Regions from separate parts of the Homo sapiens genome. Here regions 1, 2 and 4 are each linked to region 3. A link is a contact called in ENCODE Hi-C data. All regions are on one chromosome and are shown on one strand. The core of a region is the stretch at or near the end of the contact, and the rest is flanking DNA. Distances in the headings are between cores, read along the strand shown. Region 1 overlaps LOC124902740 (a long non-coding RNA gene). Region 2 holds the start of TMEM123 (transmembrane protein 123). Region 3 holds the start of PDGFDDN (PDGFD downstream neighbor). Region 4 has its middle 30 kb from the start of MMP7.

Region 1 (5,789 bases), core at 3,024-5,523, 1.4 Mb after region 3:
TGACATTAGGGTTGTAAGACTGTTTAAGAGTTGATTTGCATCCCCATTATTCCTACAGACAGGATCTCTGACATAAGAATCATACGTTTTGTTTCATACCCTGAATTCCAGCATAGAGGAATGGGATCAGCATGAAAATACAGCTTCTTCAACTCCCATGTCATTAGTTTACCCTGTACCCTTCAACCAATCAACAATCTCCACACTTTGGCCTACTCCAAAATCCTTAAAAACCCTAACCCCAAAATCCTCAGGGAGGTGGATTTGAGGTTTCCTCTCATCTCCTCGTTTGGTGGCCCTACAATTAAACCTCTTTCTCTGCTGCCCCCAATATGTGTCTCCGCATATTGATTTGCTGTATACATTGGGCAATGAATCTATTAGAGTTACATGATGGGTGTTAAGAAGGCCTAAGGGTATTGCAGTGGCCTGATACATGGGCAATGAAATACGTTGCCCAGAAACTCCAATAGCTTGAATAGAAGCAGAGGTGACAGGGAGAGAGATCCTCTGAGCAGATGGTAGGGACAGTTGCACCAGTGGCAATTAAGTATTACAGTTCCCAGCTGGCCCTGTGGCCCATGTCTATAGTCTGAGGCTGAGACAGGAGGATTGCTTGAGCCCAGGAGTCCAGTCTGTGCAACATAGCTAGAGTTTGTCTCTTATAAAAAAAGAAAGAGAATTTCAGTTCCCAATCCTCTACTGTAAGTTTAATAGTGGGATCTAGGGGGTGACTGAAAATTAGCTGACCCCATCAATCGATGGGGTATTGTCCCACAGAAGAGAGAAAGCTGACCTTGTGAAGGTGCTGGGGTCTAGGGAGATTGTTATTTAAGCTTTCCTTTCTCATAAGTCTAGGACAGCTGTTTTTCCAATGCCCTTGTTTTTTACAATATCTGCAAACATCTGAAGACAAAGCTCTGTGGTTGGGGAGAAAGGTGAGTGGGTTTTGAGTTTTCCCTGGAGTTATGATTTTGTTTTTGTAAAGAATCAATTTTCAAAGCAAGTACTATTGACTTTAATCCGTTTTTCCTCTTATTTTCCTGCAAGTTATTTTTAAAGAATTGCATAGCTCCTTCTATAATAACATTCAGAGAATGACCTGTCCAGCCAATGACACTATTTTGGATTTGCCTCTTTGTATCAGGGTGATTTCTAACCAAGGCAGAATTTAAAAATTGTTCATGTCCTAGGGCTTCAGAATTTAATGCAGTGAACCTTTCAAAAGTTTGTATAAATCATTCCATATAGGCCTTAAGATGTTCCCCTTTCTTCTGAGTACATAATTCAACCCTAGACCACTTCACCTTAGAGGAAAAGGCCTCTAATATTGTCCCTATCAGGCCCCATAACTCAGCCATTTCCTGGTCAATTGTAGGAGGACCTGGGAGAAGTTCTGGCCACTTATTCCCTCTAGAGGTAAGACATTCATTTGGGGGCTTTCTGGAATGTCTGATAACCACAGTATAATCATGGGTGTAAAGAACACCCCTTAGTAGCCAGTGGAGGTTCCTATGAATGGGGTTATAAATGGCCACTAATCTTTCTAACTCCTCTCTAAATTTGATAGGCTCTTTCAAAAGTGGAGACAAAAGGGCTTTGTAATTTAGAAGATCTGTTTCTGTCCAAGGGACATGAATTCTTTGCAGTAGGGATCCAGGATATATTCACAGGAGGCATTGTATAGGAAGGTCTGTGGCTGAGGAGTCTGATTACAGAACACCAGGAAGTAGGAGGAGTTGTAAGGTACAGCAAAGCAAGACTAGCTGCACGTACCAGGGCCTGTGCCAGGTTTATTTTCTGGCTGTCAGCATTGACACAAGTGACCTGTATACTCTGAGCCTAGAGATCAGGCTGGAGTGCTCTCTGAAAATTTTGCAAGGAAAGGAAAGATAAAGCAGGCAGTTGATGTTTAAAGGATTTTCTAGGGAAGCTGGAGTTTTAGAACTTACATAAAAATTTGTGGAGGAGGTGGGACTGGATTTGGAGGAGAGTTTAAGCCAGTGGCCCAGAGATCAAAAGATCTTCTGGAGGATCAGGGACTGGAAGTTGGAGATAAAGGGGTATATAGGAACTGAAATTGTCTCCTTGCAAGTTTCACCCATTGTTCTTGGAATACATGTTTGCCTTCTTCACATGAGAGATTCCATATTTTTCAGAGAAAAAGATCTCATACTTCTCCCACCCTGAACCACTTTTCCAAGCTCCGTTCCTCCAATTCTTACTAACATGTTCCTAGACCTTTCACCATCTCCTTACATGCCCTGTTCTCAACATCCTTCTGATATTGAACAAAATATTCAAGAAGAGCTGTGAAACAGATGAGTACAACATAATTGAAACTGATAGCCTTAGGCCTATTCTAACAGTGTAAACATTTCAGAGCTCAGGGAATCCCTAAAGATGATCTAGTCTAAGCCCTTTACTTCACAAATGAAGAAACTGAAGTTAATTACTCATCAGAGCAAGGCACAAGACAGGCTCCTGGTCCAGTAGATAGTCAGGAGTGGACCCAAGCCTGGAATTTCAAGTTAATTATCTTATTCTATTTGAATTCTTATTCTGATGCAACACGGAAAACCCCCTGTTAGATCTGCAAGATCTAGCTCCCTGCCAAAGACTATTTATTCTCTCTAAAGAGATGATGAAATTATTTTAGAAAGAGGGCCAAATGTCCTATTTGAGAGGAATAATTTATAGTCATTTTATCTGTTTCTCATGAATTATCAGCTTCTTGGTAGCCTTTTAAAGAAAGGGTTAATAAAATAGTTTACAACTTGTTAAAAGAGCTATAGAAAATTATATTAAGTTCTTATATAAACTCTTTGTATGATACTTAAATTTTTTAGGTCAAACATAAACTGAATCTCAGTAAAAATTATAAGACAGAGGCAATTCAGCTTAAACCATAAGTGGTCCATGTCATACATCTTTTATCTCCTATAGAGAGAAAAATAAACTTAAGACTAATTTTTTAGAACAAGAAAGGATAACCCATTTGCATCCCTATTTATCACTTCCTTTCACTGTGTTCACTTTTTTCAGGAAAAAGTAAACCAAATCAAGTAGAAAATGTCAAATTTTTAGTGAAGACATTTAAACACTTCAAAAGGGTGAGCAGTTACATTCCTTTTAAAGAATTCTATCTTAATATTGATGAGAGAATAGTTAAAAAAGGATCATAAGGCCTCCTTTGCATGTAATATGTATAACGTATAGTGAGACAATTTGTAAATAATCTAGTGAAAAACTGGTTTTACTAATCTGTTTCCCTAAAATAAATCTGCCTATTTGTAATTGAGAACTTCCTGGAAAATGAACAATAAACACATAAAAGTTTTACTTTTATGTGCATTACAAACTTCGGCTGTCAACAATTTGCACAAATTATTTTGGGAAGAATCTTCTTATATACTCTTCCCTCTGAAAGACTGGTAATTTAAAATAGGAAAATGCACAATCATACAGTGTTAGAATTGCATTAGAGAGTCACATAGAGACCACTCTAGATTTTTTTTTTTTTTTTTGAGATGGAGTCTCACTCTTGTGGCCCAGGCTGGAGTGCAGTGGTGCAATCTCGGCTCACTGCAACCTCCGCCTCCTGGGTTCAAGCAATTCTCCTGCCTCAGCCTCCCGAGTAGCTGGGATTACAGGCATGCGCCACCATGCCCGGCTAATTTTTGTGGTTTTAGTAGGGATAGGGTTTCACCATGTTGGCCAGGCTGGTCTCGAACTCCTGACCTCAGATGATCCACCCGCTTCGGCCTCCCAGTGTGTTAGGATTACAGGCATGAGCCACTGCAGCTGGCCCACTCTAGATTTTTATCTTGAGAATTGCAGATAACCCTATTGGGTCAGTTTTCTTACACTGTAATCATCCTCACTTTTGATACTTCCATCTACTTCAGTGGTTTTCAAAGTGTGGTCTGGTAGCATAGACAACACCTGAGGACTGGTTAGAAATGCAAATTTTCAAGTCTCACATTAGACCTACTGAATCAGAAACTCTGGCGGAGGGGGCAGCCCCCATATTTTCATAGGTCTGCCAGGAGATTCTGATGCATGTCAAAGTTTGAGGATCAATGCTAGTCCTCTATAGCAATCCACCACATTTTGTTCCTTTATCCTTCCAAAGTTTTTACCCTTACAGGAACTATATCACCCCATAGAGATAAGAAAGGAAAAAGCAGCCCCTGACAACTGAAAGCTGGCCTGGCACTCATATTTAGGCCTTGGTGTGGAACATAAACAGTTTCACTGAACATTAACGTCAGACCAGAGCACTCTGTGATCATGACAAAAACAAGAGCACTCCATCACGATGTCTGAACAGAAAAACAAACATGTCCAAACCACAAAAATAACCAAAATATCCCCCATCCTAGCTAATATGAGAGGATCTTGCCTCTGCCAATTAAAGTTTTAGACTCAGTTTATTCCTGCCCCCTTCAATAAGATTTGTTAAAATACCCAGTCATAAAATTGCCTCTACTCCCTTGATAGCAACCAATCCTGGCAAAGCTCCACTTCTCAGTATCACCTAATACAAGCCCAAATCCTAAAATAAGCCTTTCTCACTCGCTTCTACTAAGATGTCCCAGGATGTGCAATCTGCCTTGCTATAAACGTAACCACCTAATGGGCTTGTTACAGTAGGTAACTAGTCAGACATGAGCAGGGCAGCAGAGGACCCCCCACCCCCAACACCACCGGGAATATCAGGCAACCATCAGGTGATGGTCAGGTGGTTGTTAACCATCTCTCTAAAATGATAATTGGTCACAGCCAGTGCCAGGGGAAAGGCAGTTCCCCAATAGGTAGAAAAAAATCTGAAACTGGTGATCAGCAACTTTCCAATAAGATCTTAGGAACTGAGCAAATGGGTCCAAGCATGTGAACTAAGAGGCAAAATGGTGGAGCTTAACTGCTATAGGACCTTCCTCTAGGAACACTCTACTGGTAAGGGAAGAACGACTTAAGTGAGCATGCGTGCAACTCCAGTAAACACACTGTGTATGCAGCCTCTCCCAAGCACTGGCAGGGCACTGCGCATGTGGAGAGCACGCCCCAAGGTAAGAATCAGGGCAGAAGTAATGCAAGGCCCTGGAAGTATGCCAACATATAAAAGCAAGTCAAAAGGTCAAACCCTGCACTTGATCTTGAAACCGCCTTTGCAAAATTATGACTGAGCCAGTGAAAGAGATCTAACTTAACAGACTCCATCTTGCTTCTAACCTCCAAACCGTCCTTGTTCATTCCTGGGCATGGACTGAACTAACTATGAGAGAAACTTAGTTTATAGTTTATAGTTTAAACAAAGACAGTAACAGCCCTTTCCTAAAGCGGACCTCCTTCTTGCCTGGGGACTAGACTGCCTTTGTAGGACTAATATTAGCCACAAGATTATAAATTATGGTTTAGGAGTCATGCAGCTGGAGGCTACAACATTCTGACCCTCCCTAAACTGCTCCTAAGATCCGTGCTTGAGATGTTTTGCAGACCCTGCACTTGATGGATCAGCTGGCACCACCCAGATCAATAAACTGGCTCATCTGATCTTGTGGTCCCCACCCAGGAATGGACTTAGTACAAGAAGATGGCTTCGACTCCCTATTATTTTCCATCTCTGACCAATCAGCACTCCTGGCTCACTGGCTTCCCCCCATCCACCAAATTATCCTTAAAAACTCTGCTCCCCCAGTGCTCCGAGGGACTGATTTGAGTAATAATAAAACTCTGGTCTTGGCCGGGTGCGGTGGCTCATGCCTGTAATCCCAGCACTTTGAGAG
Region 2 (5,947 bases), core at 2,631-5,130, 1.5 Mb after region 3:
ATTGCAGCTCTCTGTCAATACCACTATTACATCAGAAACTCCATGTTGCAACCACTGAGAAACTAACGTCACTGCTAGTGCTGCCAACTAAGGCAGCCGCCTGGCTATTAGGGCAATTCATACCAGCAAGGCAAGGAGCTCCATAATGAGCCACTTTCCTCTGGTTGCTTATACCTGAATTTAAGTTTGATATGGATGAGCCTGACTGGCAAAGCCTAGGTTATATTCTTGAACCCAGTTGTAATGGAGGCTGGGAAACTGAGTTCTAAATAAAAGAAAGTAGGCTGGGTGCGGTCGCTCACACCTGTAATCCCAACACTTTGAAAGGCCAAGGCAGGTGGATCACTTTACTTCAGGAGTTCAAAAACAGCCTGGCCAACATGGGAAACCCCATCTCTACTAAAAATACAAAAGTTAGCAAGGCATGGTGGCACATGCCTGTAGTCCCAGCTACTCAGGAGGCTGAGGCACGAGAATCGCGTGAACTTGGGAGGCGGAGGTTGCAGTGAGGTGACATTGTGCCCCTGCACTCCATCCCGGGCGACAGAGCAAGACTCTGTCTCAAAAAAAAAAAAAAAAAGGAAGTGATTCGTATGACATGAATCCAGTAGCAATATGCGATAGGCACTTGGCCAAAATATGCATTCACTTTTTTATTCTCATGGAACTTGTATTTTTGTAGGACAGACAAAAAATAAACACATAAATGAACATAATGATGGATAGCACTGGATGCCACAAAAAGAAACAGAGCTGTAAACTAGGGTATTCAAGAAGGGCTTTTCTCAGATGAGCAGTGTTGAAGGATGTGAGGAAGCAGCAAGTACAGAGGCTCCGGGATGGAAACTGACTTGACATTTCTAAAGTGCTGCAAGGAGGCTGGAGCTGAGAAGTGAAGGAGAGGGTAGAAAATGAGGTGGTAAGGGCAGCCATGGACCATGTCACGTAGGCCTTGCAGGCCATGGTTTCAGACTTTGTTAAGTGGCAAGGGAATGGCATAATCTGACATGTTTTAAAAGAATCACACTGGCTGCTATGTGGAGAATATTTTATAGAGAACAAGGTTAGAGACCCAGTTGATCAATGTATGAGCAGAGGGATCCAAGCACTAAAATCTGCCCAGATGGGTGGGGAGATGGGATATGAAGGGAATCTTGAGAGAGGAGTAGAAACTGCCTAAGAGAAAAGGTTAGAGGGCATCTTGGGCAAAGGGAAGAACAGGAGCAAGAACACAGGGGCGTGGAAGGCCCCAGCATATTTGGAAAACTTTGAGTGCTCTAGTGAGGTTACAGAGAGGGATCCAGACATGAGGCTGGAAAGGAGGAGAGACCTAAATGGCCAAGGGCTGTTCTTTTAACTTTTCACATCACCAAAGTAAAATGTTGGTACAGTGATGGGGGCTGAACCTGAGGCATAACTGGGGCTACAACTTCTCTGGGAGGCTAGTCCTCCCAATAGAGTTTCCAAGAGAGCAGGAAGGCCACACAGTTCCTTGCTCTTTCCCCTCTCCTCAGACTAGAAAAAACATGGGCAATCCACAGTACTGAGCTGTTAGTATCAAAGATGGGCACACCCACTCACTGTGGTGTGGCAATCAGATAGCAGAGATCTGAAGGTGTCTCCAACAGGTCAGTACCCGGGAAAAACTGTCCAAGTAAATAAATATCTTGTTCTCCACACTGTCTTAGTCCGTTTCTGCTGCTATAACACAAATACCTTAAATGGGATACTTTATCAACAAATTTATAAACAATAGAAATCTATTTGTCCCAGTTCTGGAGGCTGGGAAGTTGACAGAGCAAGGCCTCAACAGATTTGGTGTCTGGTGAGGGCCCTCTGCCTCACAGATGGCGTCTTCCTGCTGTGCCCTCACAGTACAGAAGGGTGAAACAAGTTCCCTCAGGCCTCCTTTACAAGGGCACTAATCCCATTCATTAGCAACCAAATCACCTCCGGAAAGCCTCACATCTTTTTTTTTTTCTCTTGAGACAAGTCTCACTCTGTCTCCCAGGCTGGAGTGCAGTGGCGTGATCTCGGCTCACTGTAACCTCCACCTCCCAGGTTCAAGCGATTCCTGTGCCTCAGCCTCCCAGCTACTCGGGAGCCTCCCGAGTAGCTGGGATTATAGGCACGTCCCACCACGCCCAGATAATTGTATTTTTAGTAGAGGCGGGGTTTCACCATGTTGGTCAGGCTGGTCTTCAACTCCTGACCTCAAACGATCTACCCTTCTCAGCCTCCCAAAGTGCTGGGATTACAGGCATGAGCCACTATGCCCACCCAAGTCCCACATCTTATTATCATCACCTTGAGGATTAGGTTTCAACACATGAATGTGGTGGGGATATAAACATCCAGACCTCTTATTCCACCCCAGATTCCCAGGCTATAAGTACACTGAGCCTTAAAGGAAGTATTAGCTGTGGGTTGGTGAAGAGAATTCCAGAAGGAAAGAACAACGTATGCAAATGCCAGGAACCAGAAAGCACCCTTCTCCATGGGCAACAGAACCAAGGCTGGAAAGACAGGTTGGGCCTAGATTGGGAAATGCTTGGATAATGGGGTAGTCACCAGAACGGTTTATTCCTAAACCAGATTCCCCAGTTAAATAGAATAACCAAAATCGAAATGTGCAATGCTTGCTTTTTGTCCATGATAAGCTGCAGGGGAAACATTTGCAGGTTGGCTGACTGAATCCACAGATGGAAGTCTCTGTAAATTTAGGACAGATTGTCTCAGTTAATCTCTAGGACCAGTCAGACCTCTGTAATGATGGATTTGCCTGACATGAGAAAGTTCTACCTCTCATAACACAGTTTTCAAAAGTTAACTGCAATGTGGCCTTTATGTGATGAAATCTGGCTCAGGTGCCAAAGATCTGCAACATTAAGACCTTTGCAGGTGGGGATTCACTGTGATTTTAGGTTCCTTGGATCCTTCAGTCTTCTACTTCAGCTGAGGGTTCCCACCCAAGCCAGGACTCAGCCTTTGTTATTCTCATGCATTAGCCACAGGTAGCTATGTCACTTCAGAGTTCTGAGCACGATGAAAATGCAGACTTTACAAGCACTTCAAGTCAAGACAAGTGATTAGCATTGGCTCCAAGGGTTTAAAAGGAACTCAGCCAAAAACTGTTCAAAACTGGCCATTTCATCTGAACTGGGACAGCAGGGCACAAGGAGAGAAAAGGCTGGTTGGATTAATGCAGCCCCCGCTTTCCATGGCTCTACTGTATTTCACTGAGAGTTGCTACCAACTCCTGCGCGCGCCCCCACCCGCCCACTCCACTAATCTCGTGTCTTAATCAGAGATACAGGGAACCCGTGGAGAAGATGAAGTACAACTGGGATAAGAAGATCGTAGGTGTTTTACGTTTGAATTTAAGCAACAAATCTGTCGAGCTGTTTTTCTCCACTTCCCCCTTAGGCTGGGTCACGCGAGGGGAAAGCTCCGACCGCCCAGGACTCCTTAGAGTGAATCCCATCCCCTCAAGTTCCTCTCCAGAATCTCCCCCTCCTCCCGCCTTTGCCCTGCAACTCCTCCCTCTCACTCTGAGTCGCACGCACCCCTGTCCCCTCCCTGCCCGCAAAACTACTCTTCAAAGGCTTCCTTCCGGGCACCGCGAAGCCAGCGTGCTCAGCATTCAGGGAGGCAGCGGCGCTCGCCTTCATCCAGGACAACAAAACTGCCATTTCCGAAGAGAAAGGAAACGGCTCGCGGTTTCTGGGGTTCCCAAGCGCGCGCCTGCGAGGGAGGCCGCGAGCCGAGTCGCCACGCCCAGAACCCCGAGCCCGCCCCCGCGCCACCCAGCCCGGCCCCGCCGCCCCGGCTGCGCACGCGACGCCCCCTCCAGGCCCCGCTCCTGCGCCCTATTTGGTCATTCGGGGGGCAAGCGGCGGGAGGGGAAACGTGCGCGGCCGAAGGGGAAGCGGAGCCGGCGCCGGCTGCGCAGAGGAGCCGCTCTCGCCGCCGCCACCTCGGCTGGGAGCCCACGAGGCTGCCGCATCCTGCCCTCGGAACAATGGGACTCGGCGCGCGAGGTGCTTGGGCCGCGCTGCTCCTGGGGACGCTGCAGGTGCTAGCGCTGCTGGGGGCCGCCCATGAAAGCGCAGCCATGGCGGGTAAGTGGCTGCGGGGGTCGTCAGCCCCGTTCGTGGGAGGCAGCGCGCTGCCGAGGCTTGGGTTCCCAAGTTGGGCTCTGGTACAGAAAGTTCCGCGTGTGTCTGGCCGAACGCTCGGGGCGGACCCAGAGGTGACCGGGCGGGGTGGGGGAAACTGAGGTTTGGACCAGTCACCCGCTGGCCCCGGGGCCGCCTGCTGAGGAAATTGCCTGGTGCTTCCCCTCTCGCTTTTTGGATGCGGCGGTCGCAGGCCGGGACGGGTGCGCATAACCTGTTGAGTTACCGCAAGTTGGTTTTTACAGCCTTTCCCTGAAGTTAATGTTTGCCGAGGTTAGAGTTTCTAAGGCTTCCGTTTGTAAACAAGATTAGCTGAGTTGAAAAATATGTCTACCTAGGCCCGCGGAAACGTCTCCCAGTTAGTCGGGGAGCTTTTCAAGCGTCCCCCAGGCATTTCAGCGTCTAATATTATGCAGTATTATCCAGATGAATTACAATCTTTAGGTCCCCCTGACGCTCGAAGTTAGACTTCGGGGCTCTTGGAGCTAGTTGGGAGCTTTTGGGGAGCGCGCCCCGCCCTCGCGGTAGTTGAGGCGGCCGCCCCCATGGCGGGGCGCTCTCCACCCCTCGTGTGCCATAAACACCCGGCCGAGGCGCGCGGCAGCTGCGCAGCGTTAAGGGCACAGCTGCACGGTCGCCGGTGGCCCTTGTCGTCGCTAGTAAGGTCGTAACAGGATGATGTTGACTTTGCTTTTCTGTGTAGGGCGGAATTTGTTTCGTTTTAGGCCCTTGGCCCTTTGGAGACTTCAAACAGCCCTTTTTGGATGAAACCAGGAAGTTGGGATTTGTTGTGTAAATACTGTTTTCCTTTGTCAACTGTTAGAGAAGTCAGGTCCCTAGGTAATGGTCAGTAAACTAGGATAAGTTAAGTAACCCAAGGTTTTCATGGTTTTAAGTTCTATCCATCCACTGTATATGTTAGCCTTAGGTTCGTTTTATCCAGCAAAAGAAAAAGGCAGTTTGTAAATCTGGAAGGTTCAGGCACAACACTTGCTTTTTCTGGAATAACCTGGGTGAATTAACAATTTTTCTTTGTTTTGCTGAAGTTTTTTTGTTTGCTTAATTGTGCGTGTGACAAACTGGCTTCGCAGACCTAATTTTGAGATCATTTAAGAAAAAAAGTGGTAAAATCATGTCCATCGTGTATCTTGGTCCTAATTTTATACCAATTATCTCATGAGGTGAGGTCTCCATTTTTAAAAATTTGTTGCTGTGTTTGTGAAGATAAGCCTTACTGTTTCAATGAATTACCGATTAGAGAAACTGTGAGTGACCATGCTTTTCTTTCTTTTGCCCTGATAACACAGATTTTTTTTGCCCTATTTTAGCACTGTTTGTTCTGTTTATTACTTAATGTCTTACTAGAGGTTAGTCCCATTTGCAAAACTTGAAATGCTCTACAGTAGGCGAGCCCTGAATTCATAAACTAGTATAACCAACCAGAGGTGGAATCTGTTTCTACAGACTATATAATGTCACCTTGCAACTAGACTAAAAGGTATACAATAGAAGATTTCTCAAAAAAGCTAGTAACTGTTAATCGTAGTCTTCATGTATAGTGTAATCTGTATACAATGTCATTACGAAGTATAGTGATTTTTAGCCATCATACTAAAACTCTTAATGGCTGATTTTTACTGGGTACATATTCTGTGCATCCCACGCTATGCTAATTTAGGTCCATAAATCATCCCATTGAATCCTCACAGTATCGTCCCCATTTTATAGATAAGTAAGCTAATTTATGGCAAGTAAAACAATTAATACAT
Region 3 (6,137 bases), core at 3,170-5,669:
CCAGTCAGGATACATGGGGGTCAGGGACCCACTTGAGGAGGCAGCCTGTCCCTTATCAGAGCTCAAATGCTGTGCTGGGAGATCCGCTGCTCTCTTCAGAGCCTCCAGGCAGGAATGTTTAAGTCTGAGAAGCTGCACCCACAGCCACCCCTTCCCCCAGGTTCTCTGTCCCAGGGAGATGGGGGTTTTATCTATAAGTCCCTGACTGGGGCTGCTGCCTTTCTTTCAGAGATGACCTGCCCAAAAAGGAGGAATCTAGAGAGGCAGTTTGGCCACAGCGGCCTTGCTGAGCTGCGGTGGGCTCCGCCCCATTCAAACTTCCCAGTAGCTTTGTTTACACTTTGAGGGTAAAACCGCCTCGCCTACTCAAGCCTCAGCAATGGCAGACGCCCCTCCCCTCACCAAGCTCAAGCATCCCAGGTCAATCTCAGACTGCTGTGCTGGCAGGAGAATTTCAAGCCAGTGGATCTTAGCTAGCTGGGCTCCATGGGGGTGGGACCCACTGAGCCAGACCACTTGGATCCCTGGAGTGAATGGTTCTGTCTTGCTGGCATTCCAGGCGCCACTGGGGTATGAAAAATAAACTGCTGCGGCTAGCTCGGTGTCTGTCCAAATGGCCGCCCAGTTTTGTGCTTGAAACCCAGGGCCCTGGTGGCATAGGCACTGGGGGAAATCTCCTGGTCTGCCAGTTGCAAAGACTATGGGAAAAGTGCAGTATCTGGACTAGAGTGCACCATTCCTCCTGGTACAGTCTCTCATGGCTTCCCTTGGCTGGGGGAAGGAGATCCCCCACCCCCTTGCACTTCGCGGCTGAGGGGACACCCCACCCTGCTTCAGCTCACCTTCCGTGGGCTGCACCCAATGTCTAACCAGTCCCAGTGAGATGAACTGGGTACCTCAGTTGGGAATGGAGAAATCACCCGCCTTCTGCATTGATCTCGCTGGGAACTGCAGACCAGAGCTGTTCCTGTTCGGCCATCTTGCCAGCAACTCCAGGGCAACATGTTTTACTTCAACCAAAGATTTAGATATACCAGCATATTTTATTCATGGTTGTATTCATTTTCCTCTCCATGCTAATAATATGCTCAAGTATTGTATTCATCTATAACACATGCCTTGGTCAGAAGGATCTTTACGATAATATTTGGAACAGTACTTGGCCCAAAGCAGGCCCTTAGAAAGCTATTAATAAATACCTGCTAAGACACATGAAATCATCTGGGTACTTCAGGTAAGTTATGCTGGGCATTACTCTGGGATCAATTGATTCCTCCACTTCAGGGAGTCAATTATTTGAAAAATGTGTACATTCTAATAGCAACGTGTGCATTCTAATAGCAAGCCCATAGCTTCTGTTGGGTTCTCAAAGGGCTAAGAACTAGTTGTCAAAAAGGTAATAAGTAGGTGGCATCTGACTGAGTTGAACTCCAAAGGCTTTCTAACAGGAGATGTGCTTCTTGTCCTAGGTATTACAGTTTGAGCCTGGCCACATCAAGAGGAGGGGTAGAGCTAAGACCATGGCTCTAGTTGACATCCAGTTGGATCACCATGAACGATGTGATTGTATCTGCAGCTCAAGACCACCTCGATAAGAGAATGTGCACATCCTTACATTAAGCCTGAAAGAACCTTTAGTTTAAGGAGGGTGAGATAAGAGACCCTTTTCCTACCAGCAACCAAACTTACTACTAGCCTGCAATGCAATGAACACAAGTGGTTGCTGAGTCTCAGCCTTGCTTTGTTAATGCCATGGCAAGTAGAAAGGTATATCATCAACTTCTATACCTAAGAATATAGGATTGCATTTAATAATAGTGTTTGAGGTTATATATGCACAAACACACACAGAAATATATTCATGTCTATGTGTATATAGATCAAATGTTTTTTTTGGTATATATAACCAGGTACACCAGAGCTTACATATGTTTGAGTTAGACTCTTAAAATCCTTTGCCAAAATAAGGGATGGTCAAATATATGAAACATGTCTTTAGAAAATTTAGGAGATAAATTTATTTTTAAATTTTGAAACACAAAACAATTTTGAATCTTGCTCTCTTAAAGAAAGCATCTTGTATATTAAAAATCAAAAGATGAGGCTTTCTTACATATACATCTTAGTTGATTATTAAAAAAGGAAAAATATGGTTTCCAGAGAAAAGGCCAATACCTAAGCATTTTTTCCATGAGAAGCACTGCATACTTACCTATGTGGACTATAATAACCTGTCTCCAAAACCATGCCATAATAATATAAGTGCTTTAGAAATTAAATCATTGTGTTTTTTATGCATTTTGCTGAGGCATGCTTATTCATTTAACACCTATCTCAAAAACTTACTTAGAAGGTTTTTTATTATAGTCCTACAAAAGACAATGTATAAGCTGTAACAGAATTTTGAATTGTTTTTCTTTGCAAAACCCCTCCACAAAAGCAAATCCTTTCAAGAATGGCATGGGCATTCTGTATGAACCTTTCCAGATGGTGTTCAGTGAAAGATGTGGGTAGTTGAGAACTTAAAAAGTGAACATTGAAACATCGACGTAACTGGAAATTAGGTGGGATATTTGATAGGATCCATATCTAATAATGGATTCGAACTCTCCAAACTACACCAATTAATTTAATGTATCTTGCTTTTGTGTTCCCGTCTTTTTGAAATATAGACATGGATTTATAATGGCATTTTATATTTGGCAGGCCATCATAGATTATTTACAACCTAAAAGCTTTTGTGTATCAAAAAAATCACATTTTATTAATGTAAATTTCTAATCGTATACTTGCTCACTGTTCTGATTTCCTGTTTCTGAACCAAGTAAAATCAGTCCTAGAGGCTATGGTTCTTAATCTATGGAGCTTGCTTTAAGAAGCCAGTTGTCAATTGTGGTAACACAAGTTTGGCCCTGCTGTCCTACTGTTTAATAGAAAACTGTTTTACATTGGTTAATGGTATTTAGAGTAATTTTTTCTCTCTGCCTCCTTTGTGTCTGTTTTAAAGGAGACTAACTCCAGGAGTAGGAAATGATTCATCATCCTCCAAAGCAAGAGGCTTAAGAGAGAAACACCGAAATTCAGATAGCTCAGGGACTGCTAACAGAGAACTACATTTTTCTTATTGCCTTGAAAGTTAAAAGGAAAGCAGATTTCTTCAGTGACTTTGTGGTCCTACTAACTACAACCAGTTTGGGTGACAGGGCTGGTAAAGTCCCAGTGTTAGATGAGTGACCTAAATATACTTAGATTTCTAAGTATGGTGCTCTCAGGTCCAAGTTCAACTATTCTTAAGCAGTGCAATTCTTCCCAGTTATTTGAGATGAAAGATCTCTGCTTATTGAAGATGTACCTTCTAAAACTTTCCTAAAAGTGTCTGATGTTTTTACTCAAGAGGGGAGTGGTAAAATTAAATACTCTATTGTTCAATTCTCTAAAATCCCAGAACACAATCAGAAATAGCTCAGGCAGACACTAATAATTAAGAACGCTCTTCCTCTTCATAACTGCTTTGCAAGTTTCCTGTGAAAACATCAGTTTCCTGTACCAAAGTCAAAATGAACGTTACATCACTCTAACCTGAACAGCTCACAATGTAGCTGTAAATATAAAAAATGAGAGTGTTCTACCCAGTTTTCAATAAACCTTCCAGGCTGCAATAACCAGCAAGGTTTTCAGTTAAAGCCCTATCTGCACTTTTTATTTATTAGCTGAAATGTAAGCAGGCATATTCACTCACTTTTCTTTGCCTTTCCTGAGAGTTTTATTAAAACTTCTCCCTTGGTTACCTGTTATCTTTTGCACTTCTAACATGTAGCCAATAAATCTATTTGATAGCCATCAAAGGAATAAAAAGCTGGCCGTACAAATTACATTTCAAAACAAACCCTAATAAATCCACATTTCCGCATGGCTCATTCACCTGGAATAATGCCTTTTATTGAATATGTTCTTATAGGGCAAAACACTTTCATAAGTAGAGTTTTTTATGTTTTTTGTCATATCGGTAACATGCAGCTTTTTCCTCTCATAGCATTTTCTATAGCGAATGTAATATGCCTCTTATCTTCATGAAAAATAAATATTGCTTTTGAACAAAACTACTCCATTATTTAGTACTCAATTGCAGTTTTAAAAGGTGTACACTGCTAAAAAAGAAAAAAAAAAAGAAAAGAAAACTTCCAGCTGGACGCGGGGGCTCAAGCCTGTAATCCTAGCACTTGGGGAGGCCGAGGGGGTGGATCACACGGAGATCGAGACCATCCTGGTCAACATGGCGAAACCCTGTCTCTACTAAAAATACAAAAATGAGCCAGGTGTGGTGGTGGGCGCCTTTAGTCCCAGCTACTCAGGAGATTGAGGCAGGAGAATCACTTGAACCGGGAGGCAGAGGTTGCAGTAAGCCGAGATCACGCCACTGCACTCCAGCCTGGGCTGCAGAACAAGACTCCTTTCAAAAAAAAAAAAAAGGAAAACTTTTTTTCACAAATGCATCAAACTGTTTGGAATGACAAGATTGAGTGATTTCTGAAGGCTTCATTTTATAATGCCCGAAAGAACAACACTTTGTTCCCCAATTACAGGCTTCTGTTCTGTCTTTGTCCTGCAGCTGCACAGTGGGGCAAGACTTGGGTTTGGTTTTGTTGCTGCTTTGTTGCTTCTTCATTTGACTGTTTCCCCATGAGTCTTATAATGAATTATGTTCTCCTCTGACATTGTTCCTCACCTAAGAAAATCCACAGCTGTCTCTTCCTTGAGGCCTGAAGTCAACAACATTACAACCTCATTTCCCTTTTATCCACCTCCTTTTCCCATCTGGGTGGACACCCCAGCCAACTAGTGATTCAGTGTTATCAGTTCAGACAGACCAGTTTAGGAGCTACACTCCTATATCATTTGCTTTGTAATTTGTGAAGAGGCACATAGCATAAAGAGAGCTCTTCTAGCTGCAATGCACATGCAAGAATTTTTGCTTTTGATTATAGCCTAATCTTTATATCATCCTGCTGGAGACAAAATAGCAGCTGCAGTGTTGAATGAAACTCTGCCATTTTAGTGGTTTTAGGTCATTTGGGGAATGGGAGTAAAGACCTGTATTCTGTGGCAAGAATTAATTTTACCATCAGAAATACTAGCTAGTGTGTGAGCATGGGAGAGGGATGGGGACAGGGTCGAATAATTCTGTGCCTAATAGCTAATTCAAGTAACTGGGGTTTTTAGGTAAAAAGTCATAATAGTAATATATATATGTATATATATGTGAATATATGTGTATATATGTATGTATATATGTTGCATTTTAATACAAAGACATTAAGAATTTTATTTCATTTCCTGAAATGTTCACATGTCCAGTTTTATTCTGAGAATAACTCAACAGATGTCTAAATTGTTGATACTCTCCTAGGTTCCTCATAGAATATTAAATTAAAATTCAATAGATTAGTATTCATGCCTGAAGTCCTAGGAAATATAATTTTGTTTATTGGCAGCCCTAGTCAAACATGCTAGAAGACAGAATATTTATAATTCACTGGTTTTATTGACATTCACTCAAATTCTGTTGTTTTTAAAGATCAAGTTAAAGACTACACAGACCTTCAAAACTTAGCATAGCACAACTGGGATATCTCTCAAATAAAATAGGCATCAACAAGGGATAAGCAACTAACCACTTAATGTAAGACTTTATGCTTGCTTTTCCAGTTATATTTCTGAATTTTGCAAACTAATTTGTGTCCTTTTTTTGAATAAATTTCATTTCTATAGAGATGTCTAAAAATTATTTAGCAGACTACATTAAAAGAGAGTGGAGCTAACTTCTTAACATAGGTTAATATACTCAGTGCAACAAGCTGTGGACCAAGAAATCTTCATTTTCTAGCAAAATCATTTGACTTTGTGATTATTTTAAACTGTTTATACTTATTGCCAGGTTTAGTGACCAGAAACCAAATGTTAAAATCATTCTTGGATTCAATTTACATTTTAAATAATACCTACAATACAAGTTCCCTTTTAAGAACTAAGGTCTCTAACCTGTTTCTGGTTGAGGTCATAGTATAAATTTCTCCTCTTCAGGCCTTCTAGTGTCTTTCTAGACTTTCCTTTCTCCCTGTGTCTCCCACAGGCTTCCT
Region 4 (5,528 bases), core at 1,224-3,723, 1.3 Mb after region 3:
AGAAAGAAAGGGAAAAAAGACAAATTCCTTACCATCAAAGAACATTCATTTTCATTGGGAAGGCAAGATGAAATTAATAAAATGGTCAACACCAGAGATAACATAGCCAAGAGCTGAAGTAGTTCTATAAGAGAATTCCAGAAAAGTCAAGGGGCCCATGAGTGATTTTGGAGGAGTGAGGTTTTGAATTTCATCCTGAAGGAAGTACACAATTTGGGCAGATGGAAAAGGAAGAGTGGGCATTGCATAAATAAAAAGGGGAGTTGGAACAGGAAGATAGTACCAGGAAATGGAACTAGTTTAGAATGTGCATGGTGTAGAACAGGAAAAGGATAGCCTTTGGTGTCAGAATTAAAGTAAATAGAAAGTAAAATTTTTTCATAGGCGACAAGAAGAAAATAGCATTGAATAAATTCTACATTGTGCCAGCTTCTTTCATCTTATTATTTAATATAATCTTTTTTAAAAAATCCTTTATGAAGGAAAGATCAGCATCATACCCACTTTACAGATGAGTACACAAAGGAGACCCAAGGAGTTAGGGGTCGTGACCAGCTAAGATTTATATCCCAGTCCCCAATCCCTGTGACTCTCAACTCTTCTGACAACTCTTAGTGCTTTTTTTTTGAGACGGAGGCTCACTCTGTCTCCCAGGCTGGAGTGCAGTGGCGTGATCTCAGCTCACTGCAACCTCTGTCTCCCAGGCAAGCAATTCTCCTGCTCAGCCTCCTGAGTAGCTGGGACTACAGGTATGTGCCACCATGCCCAGCTAACTTTTTTGTATTTTTAATAGAGACGGGGCTTCACCATGTTGGTCAGGCTTGTCTCGAACTCCTGACTTCAAATGATCTGCCCACCTCGGCCTCCCAAAGTGCTGGGATTACAGGCGTGAGCCACTGCGCCTGGCTCTGCTTTTTCTAATTACACCTCATGGAGATGCCCCCAAAGAAGAGGTAAGTATTTGACTACGTTCTGGATGTTAAACTCCTGAGTGGCAGGAACTTATTGCCCAGCATTTAATTGATGCTAAATACTCATTAGATGGGTGAATCAAATTATAAATCAGCGGAGAATCCATTCTTAGAAGATAAATGGTATAAATACACAATAAAGGGGAAATCATCATAATTTTTAAGGGAATTATGAAGAGTTAGGACTCTTATATTGGGCTTACATTGGAAAGATCCTGAAAATCAAGCTGAAAAACTGGAATTTATTCCATAAAAAAAATGTAGGTTACAAAATGCAGTTTTTCACTGGAGCTATAAGATAAAGGTGGTGTTTAAAATAATATTTTAAATTAATTAGTTCTCCTCAAGGTAACTGAAAGGAACAATTACTTACATACCTTGTGTGAATATAGTGGACTTTCATATCTAGAGGAGGAGGAGGAGGACAAGGGAGAAGAATCACAAGGAGCAGGAAGAGGGGGAAAGGAAGGCAAAAAGAAGAATAAGAAGACAAAGAATAAAGTCAGGAAAGAGAAGATGAGCAGCAGGGGCAGTAACAGTAACAGGAGAAAGAGAAAGAGGAGTGGAAGAAAGTAAGAAGGAGGAGAAGAAACAGCAAGTGACAAACCACATCCTTCTCTTAGGAAAACATTGTAAGTTTATTCAACAGACATAAAATTACTCTGAGAAATTGCTTACAAAAGTTTACAAATGCTTTCAAGTTCTGTAGAAATCTCATTACAGACAGGTAGTAAACAGTTTGCAGGCAGGCCTTGGCCCATGGACCACATTTTCGGTAACCCTGGGCCATAGGACACAGCCATTCAAAATAATGTGCCTTCATTTCAAACTTGTCATCATATGAACAATATTATTCAGCAGGTTTCCAAACTGAGGATGCTGTGACTAAAAGTTATCATCTGTAAAGTGTGTTAATATTCTATACACTAGTTTTGTGAAATATTTTAAAATACCACAGAGAAGGAAAAGAAGGAAGGAGGAAAAAATAAAATTGGCGATCCATTTCATAACTGCACCAAAAATTATTTGAATAGGGCTTTTTCATAAAATATCACAACCAAGTGTCAAAATTCCACTGAGGAGGGAATAAAAGAACACTAGGTTAAATTTACCAGGTGAGAATTTAGTGAGGTGCAGCAGTCCCCCTTTATTCACAAGGGTTGCATTTCAAGACTCCCAGTAGGTGCTTGCAGTGGGGGGATAGTACCAAATCCTATATATACTATTTTTTTCCAATATATACATACCTAGGATAAAGTTTAATTTATAAATTAGACACAGTAAGTGATTAACAATAATTAATATTAAAATAGAACAATTATAGCAATTTACTGTAATAAAAGTTATTTGAATGTGGTCTCTTTCTCTCTGTCTCTCTCTTTCAAAATATCTTATGTTCATAAAAATAACCTACTGCGGTTGACCGTAACTGAAACTGCAGAAAGTGAAACCACAAATATGAGGGAGCTACTTTATAAATAAGAATGTTCTTTACAACGAAAACTGTCAAGTACTTCAATGTAATAGCTGTCATGCCAAGAAACCCTGCCTAGTAGCCTAGCATCATGAGACTTAACCTTGCCTATTAGGAAGTCAGCCAATTTCTGCCTAAGATTTAATTATTCTTCTAACAGAACCCAAACTTCTAACACAACCCAAACTCCAAAACATGACCACGTGGCTAATCTGCCTATGGTGTGCCAAGAACTTCAAGGCAGTAAAGCTTAGGAATTTAAGTACCAGAGAACACGAAACCACAGACTATTAAAAAATATAGTACAGACAGTCCCCAAGTTAAAATCGGGTGTGTTTCAAAACTTTCTTCATTGGCTCTTCAGAACTCAGAATACTTTTCCCATAATGATGATATTATAAACTAACAAAAGGCTAATACATGCATATGTAAGAGAACTACTGTGTACTAGGAATGAAAAAGTATAGAAAATTGCCAAAGTATAAACTTTTTAATGTTCAAAAATATATTTATGAGAATACATAGTGAGCACATTTCAAATATTTAAACTTAATGAGGGAACCATTAGGATGGTAAAGGCTGTTTAAAGAAGTATATGCAAGACTGGTGTATCGAATTAGTAAAAGAAAAGATGCTAAAATAAGATTGCTAAATTAGATACTGGGTAGATTAACAGCTCACCAAAGTGGTATAAAAATTATTTTAAACTGAGAACATCTTAATCTACAATCACCAAAAAATAAAAATAAAACATTATCTACACTTATGCAGGTACTCCCAAAAATACACCTGCCTTTGACACTACCCACACCCCTTCACCCAGGGAGTTTCCTGTTTCAGAAAATACTGACACTCAGCACCAGGAAGTATGAATTTAGCTGCCTATTAGCATCAAAAAGCCAAATAGAGCCTTTCATACTTTCCTATTGATGCCCTAAACCTCCCCTCCATTTTTGCTAAATTGGAATACAAACCTTTATCTCTGGCTACTAAACAAGTTACTCATTACTGAGTACTTCTGTAGGCACAAAAACTTTTGTTCTGTTAATCTATTCTTAGTTAATCCAAAGGCCTAGACCATTCAAACCTAAGAGGGTTAGGGGAAAGTTTTCCTCCCAACAGAGCAAAACCGGCTAATGTCGTAAAGAGCTATAAAATCATAACCTCTGGATTATGTTTTCTACTGAAGGGGTTCAAAACATGCTACCCTCAAAATATGCCACTTGGCATATTGCTTATTTCAAGCTAAAGTAAATTAAGAAACAGCCAATGCAGAAAAAGCTCTTCACTTCCCCCTCACCTGTTTAAAATAATGTATAAACTTCCCCTTCTGTAAGGAAAATTTACATTTACAAAGAAAATTTCTATTAGTAAAGGTATCCATACCAGGAAGAGAACAACTCTAAGACAATTTTTATTGCCTGAGAGACTCTTATCCACATAAGAAGGTAAACTATATTCACCCTACATTTCCTCCTCTCACCTTCCCATCATTTGCCTCCACCACTCCCCAGAAGTTCCAAAGCCCTATTTTTTCCTATAGCTTATGCTGACATATGTCTCAGTTATCTGGGTACTTCCTTGAGTCTCATTTTTAGTGGGATTCCCACGCATATGTCCATAAATTAAAGTTATTTTTCTCCTACTAATGTTTTTTATGTCCATTTAATTCTTAGACCAGCCACAGAACATAGAAGGGTAGAAGGGAGCATTTTTTCCTCCCCTACACAATCACACAGAAATCAATTTCATCTCTACCAAATGAAAATTATTTTCAACTCTGTAATGATAGATGTTAATTCCTAGAATCTAGTCCTAATCAATAGTAAATAGTAATTTTAACAAAAGAAATGACAGGATTTTTAGGTGCTGCTTTCCAGGTGGAAATTTCTGCGGCCGGCAGCACTCCTGCCCCAGCTTCACTCCACTCAGGGCTCACTGCTAGACTTGCCCCACATACTCGGCCCAGCAGGCTGTGCTGTGCTCATGCTGCCAACCTGGATCTCACACCCATCAAGGGCAAGCCAGGAGCACCAGCTGCTACAGCAGTAGGGGGCAACTCCAGGGGCCACCTCTGTACAAGTCTGCAGCTGGACCAGGAATACTGCAAGTGGCCTCCACCTTGGGCACCAGCATCTGGATGAGAGGAACATGGTGGTGCCTGAAAAACTCAGAGACATCAGCAACCGTGGAACCCAAAGGGGGTGTTACAGCTCCAGCTTGGGGAGTCCTGAGGTCTGGGCTCCAGAAGGGTTGCCGCTCTTCTCTCCCATGGACCAGAGAATGGGAGCGTGTCAATGCCCACAGCTCAGTGAGCCAGCCAGGAACATGTTACAGTCTTTTTTGCACCAATCATTCAGCAGGTCCCAGGTTCTTGTCCTACGTTCGAGAAGAATGAGTTATGCAGCCAACCAGAGGGTGACCAAGGCAGAGAAGAGTTTTATCAAATGGCAGAAGAGCTCTCCACAGAGAGGGTTCCCAAAGTGAGTAGCCCCTACCCAAAGTTGGGTAGTCCCTCCATGTGGCTGAGTCTGGGGTTTTTATAGGCTCAGAATGGGGGAGATGTGGGCTGTAGGTACCCTTGGAAAAGGCAACATTTGATTGATTAAAAGGAAGTTTTCAGAAATAACCAATCAGAAAAGAGCGGGCACACAGAAATAGTTCTCGCTTAGGTTGTGGACTCTATCTGGAACCCGGAGCCAGGTTTTCAGGCTTCAGGCTGTTTTTGGCTTGAGGGTCAGGTTTCACTGCAGACCCACCCCTGTCTGCCTAGGAATATGTCTGCCTCCTGCTGTTATCAGTAACATCATTCTAAAGCATCAGATGTCCCTCAGGTCAGCTTATTAGACAATGCTTTTATATGAGTTTGAAAGGACACAACTATCTCTACGTTTTCTAAGTCTGGAATAGTTTTCCTTAATGATAAATTTCTAAACAGTAAAATTCATTGAAAAATTTTAAAATTTATCCTAATTTAGCATCTTTTAAAATGTAGATTATTTAAATAAGATGGTTGGGGCATCATTATTTTTATTGTTTTCCTAAGTTGGGCTTATTGAGGTACATATGGTAAATTTCACCCA

The links. A loop is a pair of places that touch in the nucleus more often than their neighbours do. Pooled maps may share reads with other maps.
Region 1: a map with no recorded cell type shows a loop between it and region 3 (9-fold over the local background). The contact joins the enhancer-like site here to the promoter of PDGFDDN in region 3. A Hi-C loop is called at or near these places in 3 of 37 single-sample maps with no recorded cell type and 3 of 50 pooled maps.
Region 2: a loop to region 3 is called in a map with no recorded cell type, with 16 times the contacts of the local background. The contact joins the promoter of TMEM123 here to the promoter of PDGFDDN in region 3. A Hi-C loop is called at or near these places in 2 of 37 single-sample maps with no recorded cell type and 2 of 50 pooled maps.
Region 4: a pooled map shows a loop between it and region 3 (7-fold over the local background). The contact joins the enhancer-like site here to the promoter of PDGFDDN in region 3. A Hi-C loop is called at or near these places in 6 of 37 single-sample maps with no recorded cell type and 4 of 50 pooled maps.

What each region holds. Positions count from the first base shown.
Region 1 is chr11:102,472,980-102,478,768 of GRCh38, reverse strand. All of the region lies in intron 1 of LOC124902740 (a long non-coding RNA gene), which reads right to left. All of the region lies in intron 1 of LOC102723838 (a long non-coding RNA gene), which reads right to left. Among named protein-coding and RNA genes, the nearest start is that of TMEM123-DT, 23 kb to the right of the region's middle. RefSeq lists a silencer at 1,819-1,868. Within about 2 kb of position 4,273, at least 3 of the 41 ENCODE cell types and tissues checked have a DNase peak (open chromatin) inside an H3K27ac peak, as active enhancers do.
Region 2 is chr11:102,450,698-102,456,644 of GRCh38, reverse strand. It overlaps TMEM123 (transmembrane protein 123), which reads left to right and starts at 3,880. Exons shown (of 5, transcript NM_052932.3): 1 at 3,880-4,121. The coding sequence starts at 4,022. It overlaps TMEM123-DT (TMEM123 divergent transcript), which reads right to left and starts at 3,726. Exons shown (of 2, transcript NR_135053.1): 1 at 3,596-3,726. RefSeq lists enhancers at 3,517-3,626, 4,357-4,646, 4,827-4,876 and a silencer at 3,747-4,036.
Region 3 is chr11:103,905,152-103,911,288 of GRCh38, reverse strand. It overlaps PDGFDDN (PDGFD downstream neighbor), which reads left to right and starts at 4,419. Exons shown (of 4, transcript XR_947960.3): 1 at 4,419-6,137. PDGFD (platelet derived growth factor D) reads left to right here. Exons shown (of 7, transcript NM_025208.5): 7 at 1,470-4,100. The coding sequence ends at 1,595.
Region 4 is chr11:102,557,801-102,563,328 of GRCh38, reverse strand. No RefSeq gene overlaps it. Among named protein-coding and RNA genes, the nearest start is that of MMP7, 30 kb to the right of the region's middle. Within about 2 kb of position 2,473, at least 13 of the 41 ENCODE cell types and tissues checked have a DNase peak (open chromatin) inside an H3K27ac peak, as active enhancers do.